Regions from separate parts of the Homo sapiens genome. Here all the other regions are linked to region 3. The links are chromatin loops, found by intact Hi-C in ENCODE. Cell type or tissue: B cell. All regions are shown on one strand. Links, peaks and the distances in the headings refer to the core of each region. The heading gives the core; the rest is flanking DNA.

Region 1 (5,761 bases), core at 205-5,204, 220 kb after region 3:
AGCCTGGGTGACAAGAGAGGACGACGTGTTAGATCACTTTCAAATCCACACCAAGTGGAGACTCTGCTGGATGGGCGGAGCGCAGGCTGGCTCCAGGCCTTCCTGTTCCTGGCTCCGCCACCACCGGGCACGCTCAATTTCTTCCCCTCACATTCACCCAGAATGGGTCTATGTCCAGCCTGGTGGGGACCCTGCCTGGGCTGGGGGCTTGTCTCCCCACCAAAGAGGAGATATAGCAGGTACAGGCACCAGCACATGGCGGGGCTCAGAATATCCCCGCTGGATTGAATATGTGACTTCAGTCCATAGAATGAGAGGCTCCTGGCCGGGCGCAGTGGCTCATGCCTGTAATCCCAGCACTTTCGGAGGCTGACGTGGGCAGATCACGAGATCAAGAGATCAAGACCATCCTGGCCAACATGGTGAAACCCTGTCTCTACTAAAAATACAAAAATACAAAAATTAGCTGGGTGTGGTGACACGCGCCTGTAGTCCCAGCTACTCGGGAGGCTGAGGCAGGAGAATCACTTGAACCCAGGAGGCGGAGGTTGCACTGAGCCAAGATGGCGCCACTGCACTCCAGCCTGGGAGACAGAGGGAGACTCTGTCTCAAAAAAAAAAAAAAAAGAATGAGAGGCTCCTGGCCCAGCCTCACCTGCTGATTAGCGGGATGTAGAGGCTTTCTAGTGCTGGCTTCAGATCTTGTCACTCCACTGTCACCTTTGTTGTCTCCAGTGCCCACCTCTAAACTATTGTATTAAAATTATAGAATAACATGTTTTTAAATCAGCTTGCTTTTTTTTTACTTGAACAATTTTATTATTTTATTTTTGAAACTGAGTCTCACTCTGTCACCCAGGTTGGAGTGCAACGGCGCGATCTCAGCTCACTGCAACCTCTGCCTCCCAGGTTCAAGCGATTCTCATGCCTCAGCCTCCTAAATAGCTAGGATTACATGTGTGTGCCACCACGCCCAGCTCATTTTTGTATTTTTAGTACAGATGGGGTTTCACTATGTTGACCAGGCTGGTCTCGAAATCCTGACCTCAAGTGATCCGCCCGCCTTGGCCTCCCAAAGTGCTGGGATTACAGGCGCGAGCCACTGTGCCTGGAACAATTTTATTTTAAAAGGAAACTTCCTATCCCTACATAAGTGGAAACCAGTATCAACTTGCCACATATGGAAGGTAAAAGTGAAAAGAAATAGAATGAAGTCAAACAAGGAGTTTCTATTCTAGCCAGGTACTCCTGCTGGTCAGTGCTGGGCCCAAGGCCCAGGACCTGCCTCTCTGACTTTTGTTTTGGTTTCATTTGTTTTTTTTAGGGGGACAGGGTCTCACTCTTGCCCAGGCTGGAGTGCAGTGGTGCGATCTTGGCTCACTGCAACCTCAAACCCCCGAGCTCAAGCAGTCCTCCCAATTCAGCCTCCCAAGTAGCTGGGACCACAGGCACACACCATCATGCCGGGCTAATTTTTGTATTTTTTGTAAAGAGGTTTTCACCATGTTGCCCAGGCTGGTCTGTAATTCCTGGGCTCTAGTGATCTGTCACCTCGGCCTCCTGAAGTGCTGGGATTACAGGACCACAGCCAACCTCTGCCTCTCCATTGACGAGGTTGATAAGGTGGTGTAGACGGCTAGCACTCGATGGAGACCTCCTGACCCCATCAAAGGGAAGGGGAAAACACAGGAAGCTCTCCCACTGTGTGGTCAGGGCTAGTACCAGCTCTGTCCCTGGGCCTTGACAGGGCCTGGAGACACCTTTGGGAGGAGCAGTTCCAGCCCAAACTCCTGCAAGGGAGGGATGGAGAGGGGAGAGGCTGAACACAACCCACCTGGAACCCGGGGCTGGGCCCGATGCTTTGAATACCAACTTAATCTTCACAACAGCCTGTGAAGGGTGTGTGTATGCACGCGCGCGTGTGTGTGTGTACACCAATTTCTTGCTGAGAAAAAGGAGGCTCAGAGAGGTTAAGGCATTCGCTGGAGTCCACAGCAACCAAGCCGCTGGAACCCCTCCGCCGGGTTCCGAGGCCCTCGCTGTTCTCAGGCCAGCGCAGAATTGGTCCCAGGGCTGGACTCCTCCAGGTGGGGCGCCCGGAGCACTCCCGACCACCTGCTCCAAGGACACTGCCTCCTGGAAGCGTCCCTGGTTTCCCTTCGGAGGTGAACTCGTTCAGGGCACTTCTCGGAGTCGCAGTCTCAGGTGGCCAGGGCAGGCCTTCTCCCTATGGGTGCTCCCCACGTCCGCCCTGGGCTTGGCAATGAGAAGCAGCCCCGCCCCGCGTGACCAGGACCCGCCTGCAGCGCCCGCGGCGGCCACACGGGGGCAGCAGGCGAGCGCCGCCCGAATTCCCGGGTCCCAGCCTGGGCTGGACCGGAGGGCACTGGCGGGTTGCCTCGCCCCAAGAGCCTCAGTTTCTCTGTCTATATAATGGACTAGGCTGTCTGCCAGGGCCTTTTTGGTCCTAGCAATCTGACCCCAAGCGAGCTTTATTAACAAATAGAAAAAAGAAGACATAAAAACAAACAGCCGGGCGCGGTGGCTCATTCCTGTAATCCCAGCACTTTGGGAGGCCGAGGCGGGCGGATCACCTGAGATCGGGAGTTCGAGACCAGCCTGACCAACATGGAGAAACCCCGTTTCTACTAAAAATACAAAATTAGCCAGGCGTGGTGGCACATGCCTGCAATCCCAGCTACTCGAGAGGCTGAGGCAGGAGAATGTTTGAACCTGGGAGATGGAGGTTGCAGTGAGCCGAGATTGTGCCATTGCACTCCAGCCTGGGCAACAAGAGCAAACTGTGTCTCAAAATAAAATAAAATAATAAAAATAAATAAATAAATAAAACAAATGCAAAGGGGTGTTTGCTGAGTGTCCCTGATGGGTCCCACAGAAAAGTCCAGGCCCAGGTGGAGACCAAGAGCCAGGAGAGCACCACGAGTCCCCTGAGGTCACACCTGACTCCCAGCCCAACTCTGGGCCAGTGGAAACCCTCATGTCCAGATGGGGAAACTGAGGCCCAAATGGTATGGGGACTTGCCCAAGCCCTCAAATGGAGGACAGGGCAGAGCTGAGCCTGGGACTCTCACCCAAGTGGTCTCCGGGGGCCTCCCTCTAAGTCTAAGGACTTAGCAACCCCTTCGCTCACGTTTTTTGGATTTTTTTTTAAGGCAGAGTCTCTCTGTTGCCCAGGCTGGAGTGCAGTGGCACGATCTTGGCTCACTGCAACCTCTGCCTCCCGGGTTCAAATGATTCTCCTGCCTCAGCCTCCCGAGTGGCTGGGACTACAGGTGCCCACCACCATGCCCGGCTAATTTTTGTATTTTGAGTAGAGATGGGGTTTCGCCATGTTGGCCAGGCTGGTCTCGAACTCCTGACCTCATGATCTGCCTGCCTCAGCCTCCCAAAGTGCTGGGATTACAGGTGTGAGCCACCGCGCCCAGCCTGTTTTTTGGATGTCTAATGGAACCAGAACTGGCGGTCCCTTCTGTTTATGGACCCGTGCACACAGCAGGAAGGAGAGGCTCCAGAGGCCCTGGACTCGGGGGACAACCCTCGCTTCATCACCTCCTGAGGGTCCACCGCAGCCAGCCCTGGGCCTTCTGCCCCTTTCACTCCAAGATCTCTGGGCTGACCTTCATCAGCCCCTTCCACCCGCCTCAGGAGGTAGGGACAAGGCTGGGGGTGGCCTTTGCAGACCCTGAGAATGAATATTGTCCTGCATACACAGCCCAGTGGCCACGAGAGGCCGACGAAGATACTGAAGGTCACAGAGGGCCAGAGGCGGGGCCAGGGCTTGAGCCACCCTCTCTCCAGGCCCGTCTATACCATTGGGCTGCCCCCTTCAGACCTCCGGGCAGGAAAAGAAGGTAGAGGGGATATTCACTGAGCCCCCGCCTCGAGCCTGGGCCCGACCTGGGGTGTTTGCCTTACTGGCCGCTCCAGCCAGTGTGAGAGGCTGCACTATCATGCACCCCACTGACAGGTGAGGAAGGCGCTGTGACCACCAGAGGAGTGAGCAGACTGGAATTTGAGCCCAGGTCTGCTCAGCTCCTACACCCGGCACTGAGCTTCCGGTCTGACCTGGCTCTTGGGCAGGGGCCCTGCAGGCCGCCTCCCTATGTGGCCCCAGAGTCCAGAGAGCAGCAAGGAGAGTAGGTTTCTACGGTGACCTGGGCAAATGAAGACACTAACCTGTGCCTCAGTTTCCCCAGCCCTTCCCACTCACAGCAAAAAAAGAAACGAGGGCCCTTCAGCCCACCCAGGTCCCATGTTCCAGTGCTGATGTTGGGGACAGCCTGGGGCCCAGCCTCAGGAAGGCTGTGTGAACAGCTTCCTCAGCTGGGAAGTGAGGGCAAGACTGGGAAGGCCCTACAGCCACTGGATCTGGGGCCATGTTGGGGGGCCAGTGAAGGGGGCACCCCAGGCTAGTCTTCCAGGAGCTCCCTGGTTGGGGGGACAAGGAAGGACACAGGCAGGGACAACCAGGGCCACACTCAGGGCCATTGTGAGGGACAGGGATGGGGCTGTTGCCATCGTAGTGACAGAGCTGTGGTATGCTCCTGCCACCTTGCATTCCAGCCCAGGCTGCTCCCATCTTTGGCAGAGGGTGGGAAAACACATGATCCTGCCTTCCAGAGACTGTACTGGTCAGAGAAAGACATCAGCAGGAGAGCCAGAGATTCCTCCTCCTCTCCATCATCACCATCACCATTATTCTCATCACCATCACCGTCACCGTCATCATCATCATCACCATCATGGACTTCAAAGAAGTTCAAAGAATTTCCTCCTCTGGCCAGAGTGAATCCTGTTCTGTGGAAGCAGGAGGCTGGGTGGGAAGCCCTGTGGAGGCTCCACCCGTGTTTGGGTTCTGGGCAGGGATCTGGGGACAGGGGAGGCCTAATGCTTATTGCAGAAATTCTCTGCCTGGGAAGTCAGGATCACTCCTTGGAGGAGGCAGCCTGTCCTCTGAGCTTTCAGGAAAGGAACTGGTTGTGTGGTTCCCTGTAAGCTCTGGAGATGGGGCGGGCAGTAGGGGGAGGAGCACAGCAGTGTGGATGTATTAATACTTAGTGCTGGCCGGGTGCGGTGGCTTACGCCTGTAATTCCAGCAGTTTAGGAGGCCAAGGCAGGCAGATCACCTGAGGTCAGGAGTTCAACACCAGCTGAGGCAGGAGAATCGCTTGAACCCAGGAAGCAGAGGTTGCAGTGAGCCAAGATCACGACATTGCACTCCAGCCCTCCAGCCCAGGCAACAAGAGTGAAACTCCGTTCCCCCCCGCAAAAAAAAAAACTTAGTGCCACAGAACCTACGCTTAAAACCAGCTAAAATGACAAATCTTATATGATAGGTATTTTACCGCAATTTTAAAAATTATTTCCTGGCCAGGTATGGTGGCTCACATGTATAATCCCAGCCCTTTGGTGGCCATGGTGGGAGGATCCCCTGAGGCTAGGAGCTTGAGACCCGCCTGGGGAACATAGTGAGACCCCGTCTCAACAAAAATTTTTTAAAAATTAGCCAGGTGTGGGCCGGGCACAGTGGCTCACGCCTGTAATCCTAGCACTTTGGGAGGCCGAGGTGGGCGGATCACGAGGTCAGGAGATCGAGACCATCCTGGCTAACACGGGGAAACCCCGTCTCTACTAAAAATACAAAAAATTAGCCGGGCATGGTGGCGGGCGCCCGTAATCCCAGCTACTCGGGAGGCTGAGGCAGGAGAATGGCGTGAACCTGGGAGGTGGAGCTTGCAGT
Region 2 (5,761 bases), core at 205-5,204, 200 kb after region 3:
GCAACCCTACATTGAGCAAGTCTCCTGGTTTTATTTTTCCAACAGCGTGTTTTCACTTTGTGTCTCTGTCACATTTTAATAATTCTTGCAATATTCCAAACTTTTTATTATCATATCTGTTATGGTGATCTGTGATCAGTGATCTTTGATGTTACTATTGTAATTGTTTTGGGGCAACACGAACCATGTCCATATTAAGATGACAAGCCTAATCAATGACATGTTTGTTCTGACTGCTCCACTGACTAGCCATTCCCCCATCTCTCTCCTTCTCCTTGGGCCTCCCTATTCCCTGAGACACAACAATATTGAAAGTAGGCCATTTAATAAGCCTATGATGGTCTCTGAGTGTCCTAGTGAAAGGAAGAGTCACATGTCTCTCACTTTAAACCAAAAGCTAGAAATGATTGTGAGGAAGGCTAGACTTCTTGCACCAGTTCAGCCAAGTTGTGAATGTAAAACAAAAACAAAAACAAAAACAAAACAGAAAAGCCAAAAAACTTCTTGAAGAAAATTAAGACTGCTACTCCAGTGAACATACAAATGTTGAGAAAGCAAAACAGTCTGATTGCTAATATGGAGAATGTTTTAGTGGTCTGGATAAAGGATCAAACCAGCCACAGCATTCCCTTAAGCCAAAGCCTAATCCAGGACAAGGCCCTCACTCCCTTTGATTCAATGAAGCCTGGGAGAGGTAAGGAAGCTGCAGAAGAAAAGCTTGAAGCTAAAAGTTTGGTTCATGAGGTTTAAGGAAAGAAGCCATCTCCATCACATAAAAGTGCAAGGTAAACAGCAAGTGCCGTTGCAGAAGCAGCAGCAAGTTATCCAGAAGATCTAGCTGAGATAATTGATGAAGGTGGCCAAACTAAACAACACATTTTCAATGTAGACAAGATAGCCTTTTATTGGAAGAAGATGCCATCTAGGACTTTCATATTTAGAGAGGAGAAGTCAACGCATGGTTTGACATCTTCAAAGCACAGGCCAATTCTCTTGTTAGGGGCTAATGAAGCTGGTGACTTTTAAGTTGAAGCCAACAATCATTGACTATTCTGAAAATCCTGGGGCCCTTACGAATTATGCTAAATCAAGCAAGATGGGTGACTAGAGATGCCTGGTGCTCATCTCCCCTACAAGAAAGAATTGAGGCAAGAAATACACATCTAAGATTTGATTAGAATATCAAAGGGATAGTCCTGGAGTGCAGCAAAGGAGTGGAGACACACCTGTGGTGACTGGAAGTTGCCACAGCATGGAAGCACTCAGCCTGTGCAGCCCCTTCTGCCCCATCTGGATTGAATTGGCCCAGAGACAGGAGAGACTTCTCATTGCAGGGTGAAGGTAGGCAGAAGATCCCTGTCACCCCACTGCCATCACAAACACAAAGTCTTTACAACAGGAGAATCTCACAGTCTTTGCAAGCCCTCAGGCCAGTTTGGAGTATTGCCAAGAATTGACACAGCTGCATGTCCTGGACTAGGAGTACAAGGTGAAGACTTCCCACCCCCAGAGACTTAAGCTGCAGCAGCACAGCACCATCTTGAGACCAGAGTCATCTCTTGAGTGTGCCCTCCTCTGGGGGCAGTAGCCACTGTGCCTCTCCAGCACTGGAGCTTTATCTTCAGTACACCAAGCCCACATGGGTGGGTTAAAGCCACAATCCCAGCTGTGTGGAGGTTGGTCCCAGGACTGGCTGTAACTCAAGTAATGCATGCAGGGAAATCAACCCCCACCACCACACTTCCAGACAGAGGAATAATCTGCAGTCCCATCCAGGGTAAATTCACTCTTAAGACAGCCAAACCACTACATGCCCTCTCCCAAGTGGGAGAGGCCCCTAAGCCTCTGAGCAGCTGATACACCCCCAGGTCAACAGAGTGACTATGAGCCCATGCTCAGGACCTGAGAAACAGCCTTGCAGGCCCCATCCACCACAGACATGCTCCTGGCCTGCCCAGGAGCCCTCTGCCTTTAATAAGGGCCTGAGAAACAGTCCCACAGGCTGCCCCCAGCAGGCACACCACCGAGTGGGCCTTGCACCTGTCTCTCAGACCTGAGAGACAAGCAGCTGTGTATGCCCAAGTCTCAGGGCCAAGAAACAACCCTGGGAGCTTACTCTGGCCAGCAGACTGTCAGGCCAGCTAAGCAGCCACATACCTATGTCCCAGCTTGAGGAACAGCCCTTTAGGCCACCCCCGACAGAAACACTCCCAGGCCAACTAAGCAGCTGTGCGACCTTGCATGAGCCTGAGAAATAGTCCTGTATCCATTCCCAGCAGATGCACCTCCAGACCAGCCAATCAGCCATGAATGTCCATGTCCTGGACCTAAGAAAGAGCTCCATGGGCTACTCCCAGAAGACATGCCCTTAGGCCAGCCGAGCAGCCTCGTGTCCACATCCTGGCTCATAGAAGCAGTCCCCTGGGCTTCCCCTGGCAGGCACCACCCAGGCCAGCTGAGCAGCAGTGTGCCCACATCCTGAGCTAGAATAGCTCTATGGACTACCCCCAGCAGACACACATCCGGGACAGCTGAGAAGTCATTTGACTGTATCCCAGGCCTGAGAAACCCCCTTCTTGGCCAGCCCTGGCAAAGATATTTTCAGTCCAGCTTAGCAGCTATGCAGCTATATATTTGGCCCATGAGTTTCCCCCCAGCAGACTGGCCACAGGCCAGATGAGCAGCTGTGTACCCACATACCAGGTATGGGAAACAGCCCTTCAGGCCACTCCTGGAGTGCATTCTTCCAGGCCAGGCAAACAGCTGTGTGCCTGCATCCTGGGCCTGAGAAACTGTCCTGCAAAGCACATCTGGCAGTCATGCCCTGGTTGAGCAGCTGCATCCCCATGCTCCTGGCTAGAGTGACAGCACCATGGCCAGCCGCATAAAGCCATACTCCAAGTTTTCTGACCCACTGTGTGCCTGCACACACCCCTACCCTGCGAAACAGCCCAGTGAGCCCACCCCTGGCAAGGCTGCACCACCATCACTACAAACTTCCTTAACCTAGGCCACTGAGTAACTTGCAAATGTTACTAGTGTGGATCACAGCTGAATAAACTACATGGAGACTACACTTACTGCATCCATGTAGAACCAAGGCCAGTATACCCCAATGAACAGACATCCAAGACCCATTCATACAAATAAATTCATACAAGTAAACCTACTCCATAAAATTGGAAAAGGTGACTTTTTCACCAGATGCATAGAAATCAATTTAGAAACACAGCAACCGTGAAAATGCAAGAAAACATGTCACCTACAAAGGGAAATAGTAATTATCCAGTAATAGAACCCAATCATAAACATATGAAATGGCAGAAAAAAGAATAATCTTAAGGAAACTCAGTGAGATGTAAGGTAATACAGATAGACAAGTCAATGAAATCAGGAAAACATGATTTGAAAGAGAAATTTACTAAAGATACAGATATCATAAAAATAACCAAACAGAAGCCCTAAGAGCTAAACAGTTCAATGGATGAAATGAAAAAATACAATCAATGGCTTTACAGACAAGAATAAGCAGAAGAAATAATTTCTGAACTTGAAGACAAGTCTTTTGAAATAACAGGCAGGCAAAAAAGGATAAAAAAGAATGAAAAAAGCCTACAGGATTTATGGGACACCATTAATTTGATCAAATATTCATATTATGGGCATTCCAGAAGGAAAAGTGTAGAGAAAATATGAGGAAAACATATTTAATAAAATAGCATGAAACTTCCTAACTCTTGAGAGAAAGCTAGACATCTAGTTCCAGGAAGATCAAAGAACCCCAGATACATTCAACCCAGACATTATAGTCAAATTGTGAAAAATCAAAGACAAAGATATTTTAAAATAGCAAGAGAAAAGTAACACACTTATAATGGAATCCCCATTAGACTAACAGCTGATTTCCCAGCAGAAACCTTAGGCTAGAAGAGAATGGGATGATATATTCGAAGTTCTGAAAGAAAAAAAATCTTTCGGCCAAGAATATTATACCCAGCACAGCTATCCGTTACAAATGAAGACATAAAATCTGTCACAGATAAACAAAAACCAAGATAATTCATCACCACTAGACCAGCGTTACAAGAAATGCCCAAGGGAGTTTTACATCTGGAAGTAAAAAGATGATAACCACCATCATGAAAACATGCAAAACTTTAAAAGTCACTGTTAGAGTCAATACATAAAGGAGAAAGAGAAAGGAATGAAACCTTATCACTACAGAAAACTACCCAACTTCAAAAGTAAACAGGAAGAAAGGAATAAAACATATACAAAACAACCAGAAAACAATAAAACGTTGGAAGTAACTCCTCACCTACCAATAATAACTTTGAATGTTAATAGATTAAATACCCCATGAAGGATATAGACTTACTGAGTGGATTAAAAAATAAGATCCAACTATATTTTATCTAAAAGAAACTCACTTTACTGGTAAAGAAACACATAGACTGATAATGAAGGGATGGAAAAAGATATTCTGTGCAAATGGAAGCCAAAAGTGAGCAGGAATAGCTATACTTGTATCAGACAAAACAGAGTTCAAGTTAAAAACCATAAAAATTGACAAACAAGATTATTATGTAATAATAAAGGATTCAGTTCAGCAAGAAATATAATTGTAATATGTGTATAATTGTAAATATGTATGCACTCAAACACCAGATCACCTAGATATATAAAGCGAATATTACTGGATCTAAAGAGGGAGATAGACCCCATTACAATAAGAGTTGGGCACTTCGTATCCCACTCTCAGCATTGGACAAATCATCTAGACAGAAAATCAACAAAGAAACATCAGACTTAAACTCCACCATAGACCAAATGGACATAAATAACAAACATATACAGAACATCTCACCTAACAGCTGCAGAATACACATTCTTTTCTTCAGCACATGAAACATTATCCAAGATAGACCGTATGTTAGGCTACAAAACAAGTCTCAACAAATTCTATCAGGTATCTCATCTTACCACGATGAAATAAAACTAGACATTCATAACAAGAGGAACATTCAAAACTATACAGACATATGGAAATTAAACAACATGCCCTTGAGTTACAATGAGTGAAGAAAGAAATTAAGAATGAAATTTAAGAATTCCTTGAAACAAATGTAACTAGAAACACAATATACCAAAACGGGACAGAGCAGAAGCAGTTATTAAGAAGTATGTTTTTAGCTTCAACCATGTCCCTACAAAGGACATGAACTCATCATTTTTTCAGCAAACTATCGCAAGGACAAAACACCAAACATCACATGTTCTCACTCATAGGTGGGAATTGAACAATGAGAACACTTGGACACAGGAAGGGGGACATCACACACTGGGGCCTGTTGTTGAGTAGGGGGAGGGGGGAGGGATAGCATTAGGAGATAAAACTAATGTAAATGACGAGTTAATGGGCGCAGCACACCAACATGGCACATGTATACATATGTAACAAACCTGCACATTGTGCACATGTACCCTAGAACTTAAAGTATAAAAAAAAAAAGAAGTATGTTTTTAGCAATAAATGCCTGGATCAAAAAAACTAGAAAACTTTCAAATAAACCACTGAACAATTCTACCTCAAGAAACTAGAATATTAAGAACCAACCAACCCCCAAATTATTAAAAGGAAATAAATAATGAAGACCAAACAGAAATAAACAAATTTGAGGCAAAAATTACAAAAGGTTAACAACAAAAAGCAGGTTTAAAAAATATCAACAAACCATTAGCTAGACTAATTAAGAAAAAG
Region 3 (7,762 bases), core at 1,659-6,658:
CCTCAGCCTCCTGAGTAACTGATTACAGGCGCCCACCATCACGCCTGGCTAATTTTTGCATTTTTAGTAGAGATGGGGTTTCACCCTGTTAGCCAGGATGGTCTCGATCTCCTGACCTTGTGATCCACCCGCCTCAGCCTCCCAAAGTGCTGGGATTACAGGCATGAGCCACCATGCCCGGCCTTTTTTTTTTTTTTTTGAGATGGACTCTTGGCTCACTGCAACCTCCACCTCATGGGTTCAAGCGATTCTCCTGCCTCAGCCTCCCGAGTAGCTGGGACTACAAATACACGCCATTGCACCCAACAATAAGTCAAGTTTTTGCCCTGACATTTCATTTATCTAGAACCTGGATAGATTTTTCTAGAACTTGCATGGAGTCTGATTTTTTTCTCAGAACAGTACTCAAGTAGGTGAACAGAAATTGGTAGTATGTGAGCAAAAACAGGACATTTAGCCACCTGGCTGTGGTATATTGGATTATAGTTAAATAAACAATATTTATGAAATTTAAAAGGTGCAAGAGAAGAAAACGTGATTTAAAAAAAAAGCAAGGACAGACTAAGACTGAAGTGAGTATCAACTGTCAATCACAACACTTAGAATGACCTGTTTATGCCTTTTTCTTCCTTGTACTACTGAAAGCAAGATAGGTCACCAGCAGCTCTACTGGAGCCACCCAAGAAAATGTGGCCAGTGTTGGTGCTTTTGTCACGTCTGCTCAAACCAGCAAGGTCTGATTCAGAAATATGGCCTCAGCCGGGTGCGGTGGCTCACGCCTGTAATCCCAGCACTTTGGGAGGCTGAGGCGGGCAGATTACTTGAGGTCAAGAGTTCCAAACCAGCCTGGCTAACATGGCGAAACCCTGTCTCTACTAAAAATACAGAAATTAGCCGGCATGGTGGCAGGCCCCTGTAATCCCAGCTACTCAGGAGGTTGAGGCAGGAGAATCACTTGAACCCAGAAGGTGGAGGTTGCAGTGAGCTGAGATGGCACCACTGCACTCCAGCCTGGGCAACAGAGCGAGACTCCATCTCAAAAAAAAAAAAAAAAAGAAAAGAAAACGAAAAGAAAAGAAAAGGAAATATGGCCTTAATGTGTGCTGCCAGTCAGTACGCGAAGGATATAGGTTTCATTAAGTTGGACTAAGTGATCTTCCTTGAATAGATTATCCAGGGCATCCACTCAATGAAAGAAAAAATCTTTTTACATAAAATAAAAATTTAAAATTTTTTTTTTGAGACGGAGTCTCACTCTGTCATCCAGGCTGGAGTGCAGTGGCGCGATCTCGGCTCACTGCAACCTCCGACTCCCTGGTTCAAGCGATTCTCCTGCCTCAGCCTCCCGAATAGCTGGGATGACAGCCACGCTCCACGACACCCAGCTAATTTTTGTATTTTTAGTAGAGACGGGGTTTCACCATGTTGGCCAGGATGGTCTCGAACTCCTGACCTCGTGATCCGCCTGCCTTGGCCTCCTGAAGTGCTGGGATTCCATGCGTGAGCTACTGCAACTGGCCTAAAACAATTTTTTTAAAGGAACAACCTGTTTATCGGTCTGCCTCTCCCAAGCACTGTTGCTTTCCACAGCAGAGACTTAGTCACCTTTCTATCTGTGTGCTTAGCACAGTGCACACTATTTTTCCCTTAATGCATTTTTCACAATTCTGCTTATATAGTTCTTTGTATAAAATCTATCTTTCCTACTAGACTGTAAGCTCTGTGACAGCTATGAAATAACCAACTCTTTCTCTGCTGGTAAATGGAAACTAGAAAATGGAAACTAGTACAACCAAATATTTCCATGAGCTTTAAATATTTATCAATAGCCTTAAAATTGTCCACAGCCTTTCAATCAATGATTATAAATCCAGAAATCTACCCTAAGAAAAGTGATCCTCAGCCGGGTGCAGTGGCTCATGCTTGTAATCCCAGCACTTTGGGAGGCCAATGTGAGAGGATTGCTTGAGCCCAGGAGTTCAAGACCAGCCTTGGCAACGTAGCGAGACCCCATCTCTATTTTTTTATTATAAATAAATAAAAGTAATCCTAAAAAACAAACAATGCAAAAAGATGCTGACACTAATTAGTAATGTCCAATAACAGGGAATTTGTTAATAATACATTCAATGGAATATTATGCAATCATTTAAAATTATGCTTAAGACATGGAAAAATGCTTATTAGGTGACTGAAAAGTAGGATCAGAAATAAACAGATATGCGGCCAGGTGTGGTGGCTCACACCTGTAAACCCAGCACTTTGGGAGGCCGAGGTGGGCAGATCACGAGGTCAGGAGATCAAGACCATCCTGGCCAACATGGTGAAACCCTGTCTCTACAAAAAATACAAAAATTAGCTGGATGTGGTGGCATGTGCCTGTAATCCCAGCTACTCAGGAGGCTGAGTCAGGAGAATCGCTTGAACGAGGGAGTCAGAGGTTGCAGTGAACTGAGATCACGCTACTGCACTCCAGGCTGGTGACAGAGTGAGACTCTGCCTCAAAAAAAAAAAAAAGAAAGAAAGAAGTAGATATGCAAAAATATATACAACTTTTGCCTTTTATTTTTGCTAATCAATGCTTTGAATAAAGATGGGAACTTTGGTTTTTTATTTTTTGGTTCATAATCCTACAGATTTTTTTTCTTTCCAGTAAATCTATACTAAACCCCTTTAGGTTAATGCAAATCCACACACTGCAGAATTAGTATCTTTCAGAATATTCCCTCTGCTGAGGCAAGAAACACAGTATTTGAAATGTCTATATAAACTAGAAGTGTAAGAAAAAAAGCATGACAAGATTGATGGAACTAGAATACTGAGAAAAAAAGAGAAAGTTTGGCGAATGTAAGAGGTGTTTTACTAGTCATTCATTCTACAAATAAGTATTGAGCTCCAGCTAAATGCACTCTCTTAAGTTAGTACTGGTTCCCTCTTATTACCTGACTAATGAATTACTCATGGGTGTCAGCCTCTAAATGCCATGTTCCCCACTTACCCACAAACTGAATAAGATGTCCCTCCCATGTGTTCCTATGGTACCCCGTATTCCTTCTTGTAACTGGAGGTGAATAATGTAAGACCCTAGGTTAAAATTTTAATCGACTCTTTACAAACAGCAGTCATTTTAAACCTTTATGTAGCCAGGGGAAGAGCCACTAAGAGGTACAGGTCTCAGCAATAGGCTACAAGTACCTTATTCTTAAAGGGAAATTATTTGAAATTGGAGATAAAGAAATGGAACACTGCTGGATGCAGTGGCTCACGCCTGTAAGCCCAGCACTCTGGGAGGCTGAGATGGGAGGATCACTTGAGCCCAGAAGTTTGAGACCAGGGCAACATGGTGAAATCACATCTCTACAAAAAAAATACCAAAAAATTAGCTGGGTGTGGTGGCTTGTGCCTGTAGTGCCAGCTACTCAGGAGGCTGAGGTGGGAGGATCGCTTGAGCCCGGGAGATTGAGGCTGCTGTGAGCCAAGATCTTACTTACCACTGTACTCTAGCCTGGGTGACAGAGGGAGACCCTGACTCAAAAACAAAAAGCAAAACAAAACAAACAAATATTTTTAAGGGGAATTCTACCCAGTGAAATTTGTACGTGATGAGCCTTCATTCTTTAGTTCTCTACTAAAGCATTTCTCAAATTCAAGCTCTTGAAATTTCAAGAATATGTATCAGCAAGCATCACTTTGTAGAAGCCCAACTATACGCGCTGGAATCCTGTGCCTCTATTTGGTTATAAGGTGACTGTCCACGGAGGGGCAGTAAAGTGTAATAGTTTAAAATTCAGGTCTTAACTATAATCCCACTGCCTATTTTTTTATTTCTAAAAATATCATAAAAAGACACAAAATTTTAAAATTGTGTAGAGAAATTGTGGACTTCCTGAAGGATTTGAAAAATTAGGCAAGCTATATTATCCAGTTAATAATTGACACAAAAGCTCTGGTTTGCCATGTTCTATATTGTGGATAGGAAAGTACCATTTTGCCATGCAGGATATATTTTTTTAAATATAAGCATACTTAACAATCTTTCATGGCTTCTGAGTTTTGTAGCATACTTAAAAAGATGTTTCTTATTACAAAGTAATTTTAAATATCCCATATTTTCTTCTAGTACTTTTATTATTTTATTGTTCAGATTTAATTTTTTGATCTGTCTGGAATTTATTTTGGTATAATGTGTAAAGTGTGGTTCCAATTTTATTTTTCTTCCAGATGGTTACCTAGTTGTTCTAACACTATTCACTGAATTCATCATTTCTCCACTGATGTGAAATGCCACCTTCATGATATTCAGAGTTTTTGTATGATACGAAAGACAATTTTTTTGGTTCCGATTTTAGTGGAAAGTCTTCATGTGCACTTTTTAACTGTCCTAGAGTTTGTTGTTGTTTTAAATATCTTAAAAGTTGTCTCTAACCATCGATATGATACCCAGATAAGATTTTTCTCCTCCCTTCATGAATTTGTCATTACCCAGCTCATTTTAGTTTTTTTAAGTGTACTGCACACAACCTTCAAATATTATGAACATTTCTCTCTCCCAGCTGTCACTACACCAAACTACATATGTTATATTTCCCTAAATCATCTTGCTGTGCTCTTTGCAGCTCTTCTGTAGACTGTTGATGTCTTCACCTAACGAGTTGCTCAAAAGTTCCCATAATTATTTAGGTGAGGCCTCAGAGCGAAAGCCTTTCACCACTATCCAGTTCCTCCCCCAAATGGGCATTCATCTCCATATAACAAGGACGACTGTGTTTGGGGGAAAATAACAGATTTGGAAGCACAATGGCAGTTATTTGTTGGCTCTTAAAACAATCCACCTGTTGGGGGGGTGCGTCCTACACAAAATGCCAACTGCTATTGTGGGAATGTTTTGCTATTTATTCCACCAAAATGATTCAGACAGAAAAAACAAAAAGGATCGCCCTGTACTAGGTCTTGAACCCAAAGAACTGTTTGCACAGAGATTCATCCAAGATACATCACAGCCTCCACCTCGGCAGCTGCTCTCTCAAATGTTTCCTGACTCTCCCCAAGTCAGTCTCCGCGTGAGGGGAGGAGGAGGATGCTGCCAGCGATGGCGCTGCTGGCACGAAGGCTGGCCTGCGACTTCTATTTAAAAGCTGAACCAAAATATACTTGGCGTCTGTGGTCTATTTAAAACTTCAAGTTAAGACAGAGAAAAAATTACTCTCCATCCTGAATGGGCCTCGGGTGTCTCAATCACAGACAAGAGTGGCAAATGGTGAGAGTCAGAAAGTGGGAAATTAGGAACGCTGAGGGAGCACGGCCAAACTCTGAAGCCAGCATGAAAACCTGGAGGTGAAAAGAGAAGCCATGGGCAGCGGGGGCGGGGGGAAACGGGCCCGGATTCGACCTTCTAAGCCAAGGCTCCATCTGCAACCCTCGCGACCAAGACCTATCGCCAAAGTCAGCCACCTCTGCTCATCGCCCCTCCCCCGACTCAAGGCTACCTCCTCAGAACCCCGCCTCAGGGTCTTCTCCCGGACTTTAGCGAGGTGCTCAGCTCGAGGGACGCCCCAGCTCAACGGTCTCCCTTCAAGGCCCCGCTCCTCAGCGCGCTCCTTCCACAGCGCCCCTCCCTCCCTCCCTCCGTCATCCCAGCTCGCCACCCGCTGGGGCTCCTCTTCGTTTTCCGCGCCTCAGCCCTCGCCCCGCCCCCTCGCCCTGAGCCCCCTCCAGGCCACGCCCTCTGGTCCCCCCACCTGTGAGCCCGCTCGTTCCCCGCCCTTCGGTCTTCGCCCCGCCCCCATTGCTCCCCGCCCCTCGTCGCCCTCTGTAGGCCTGCTCCCTCCCCGCCCTTCCACCCTCACCCTGCGCCCCGCCCCGGCCCCTTGGTCCTCGCCCCGCCCTCCTCGTTTGGCGCCAAACCCTGTGGTCAACGGCGCGCGGGTCTCCAGGCTCCGTGTTCTAGGCCCGAGTTAGAATCCTGTCAGCTGAGGAGGTCGGGCGGGGCAGAGGGGCTTCACCTTGAAAATCTCGGGGAGACTGTGGGTACGAGGGGGGTAAGTGGCAAAAACGAACAGCGTGCGAAGACTCTGAGGGGACGCTCGTTTTGAGAAGGCGCGCTTCCCTTTCTCGCTCCTTTTTTGGGGTCCCTGGGCTAGTGACTTTGAGCGTTCCGCTCCGACCTTTGGGGAGGAATTTTAGTGATCTTGAGGGATTTCCAACCTCATTTTCAATCGAATCGGACCTGAGTCTAGGAGAGCCCGCCTCATCCTCCTGACCAGGGAATCCGGTGTCAGGAAAATGTCCGGCGGCCGCAGGGGGTCTGCCCAGGCCTCCTGCTGAGGGAGGCGTCGAGGGCGACCCGACCGCGCTGCTGCCCCCACCAGAGGGGACAGCTGGGTCGTCTTAAACCGGGGGATTGGGGAGCCCTACTTTCAATCCAACGGTTCAGTCTATCAACGGCTCCTTGAGAGATGGGGGACAATCTTTTCATTTCATCACGGGGAGAAGAAATGAATGCTGTTTTTCTCTTCGATGGGGACAGTAAATGTGGAATTGGGGTACTCATAGCTAGCCATCTGAAGGACAGTGTCCCCGAAGATCCCATCCGAACGGTCTCGGTTGCCTTCCATCCTTTGCCGTTTGAGGTGCTGGGTGGTAGGACCCTGCTCCTGCCTTAGTATTAATGGTTCGTTCCCTTTGTTCTAGGGTCCAACCCCTGACTTTGGTATCAAATGAGGAAATGGAATCGACCAAGAAAAATGATGATTTGGACCGCATTTTATTGTAATAAATAAACACAATCACGCCTTGTGGATTCCTGAGATTTCTTTTTGAGTCTACAATGTTAAAAACTTTAACTGCTTATCAGCCTTAATATAATATTATGATCCACCAATTTTTTTTTTTTTTTTTGAGACTGAGTCTCGCACTGTCGCCCAGGCTGGAGTGCAGTGGCATGATCTCGGCTCAGTGCAACCTCCGCCTCCCAGGTTCAAGCGATTCTCCTGCCTCAGCCTCCCAAGTAGGTGGGATTACGGGCGCCCACCACCACGCCCGGCTAATTTTTTTGTATTTTTAGTAGAGACGGGGATTGGCCAGGCTGGTCTCGAACTCCTGACCTCGTGATCTGCCTGTCTCGGCCTCCCAAAGTGCTGGGATTACAGGCATGAGCCTCCACACCCGGACCACCATATTTTTAAATCTTAAAAAAATCATGAAACTAGTAAATACTGTGAAAGAAAGTATAGCTAATGTTCTATGAAACAAAAAGGTGGATGTTACAGGAGTACCCATTCATAATCAGCAGGCAGGAAGGCATTCATCATAGATGAGAAAAATAGAATCCATTTATTGAGGACAAAGTTGGAGGTGTCAGGGAGGACACAAGGAAGAATGATATAATGTCAAGGTTCCTAGAGTATTGTTGTTAAACATAAACAAGAAAGGTTAAAAGCAATATGCAATTCTAAATAACATTCAAGGCAGTAATAAAGTCATGATTAGCTGTGCAATGGAAACCAGATGATAAGTGATCACTGTTGGGGAAAGAGAAGAAACTAAATAAGCACCCCCCAATTTGCCCCTCAGGCATCTGTGTGCATGTGGGGACACACACACACATGCACACACACACACACACACACAAGAAATAATGTCACATGTCTCGCAGAAAGAAGATAGGCTGGCCTCATCTTTCCAAGCTAAATGCTTCTCTTACTGTCCTTCTAGTCCTTGTTGACTTTGAAATGAAATCAGAGGCCCCTGGACAAAGGACTAC

Evidence for each region. Hi-C counts contacts between places; a loop is a spot of excess contacts. Peaks named below come from ENCODE experiments on the same cell type or tissue, not always from the same donor. Only the 100,000 strongest peaks of a DNase experiment are listed, where the experiment ranks them.
Region 1: a loop joins it to region 3, with 7 times the contacts of the local background. A loop is called at or near these places in 9 of 110 quality-filtered maps.
Region 2: a loop joins it to region 3, with 8 times the contacts of the local background. A loop is called at or near these places in 2 of 110 quality-filtered maps.

What each region holds. Positions count from the first base shown.
Region 1 is chr22:38,349,880-38,355,640 of GRCh38, reverse strand. All of the region lies in intron 4 of TPTEP2-CSNK1E (TPTEP2-CSNK1E readthrough), which reads left to right. It also overlaps the pseudogene TPTEP2. Among named protein-coding and RNA genes, the nearest start is that of CSNK1E, 35 kb to the right of the region's middle. RefSeq lists a silencer at 2,200-2,439. In B cell, for the core only: CTCF peaks have their summits at 2,116 and 2,320 (motif pointing right); a DNase peak (open chromatin) is centred at 2,310; H3K27ac peaks cover 900 bases.
Region 2 is chr22:38,371,040-38,376,800 of GRCh38, reverse strand. All of the region lies in intron 3 of TPTEP2-CSNK1E (TPTEP2-CSNK1E readthrough), which reads left to right. It also overlaps the pseudogene TPTEP2. Among named protein-coding and RNA genes, the nearest start is that of TPTEP2-CSNK1E, 25 kb to the left of the region's middle. In B cell, for the core only: no CTCF peak of the experiment used is centred there; DNase peaks (open chromatin) are centred at 2,200 and 2,572; H3K27ac peaks cover 4,898 bases.
Region 3 is chr22:38,568,319-38,576,080 of GRCh38, reverse strand. DMC1 (DNA meiotic recombinase 1) reads left to right here and starts at 5,898. Exons shown (of 14, transcript NM_007068.4): 1 at 5,898-6,038. LOC105373031 (a long non-coding RNA gene) reads right to left here and starts at 5,581. Exons shown (of 2, transcript NR_134627.1): 1 at 5,487-5,581; 2 at 4,723-5,328. It also overlaps the pseudogene RPS29P31. RefSeq lists enhancers at 5,163-5,212, 4,799-5,309 and a silencer at 5,613-5,902. In B cell, for the core only: CTCF peaks have their summits at 3,575 and 3,781; DNase peaks (open chromatin) are centred at 3,740 and 5,760; H3K4me3 peaks cover 1,803 bases; H3K27ac peaks cover 355 bases.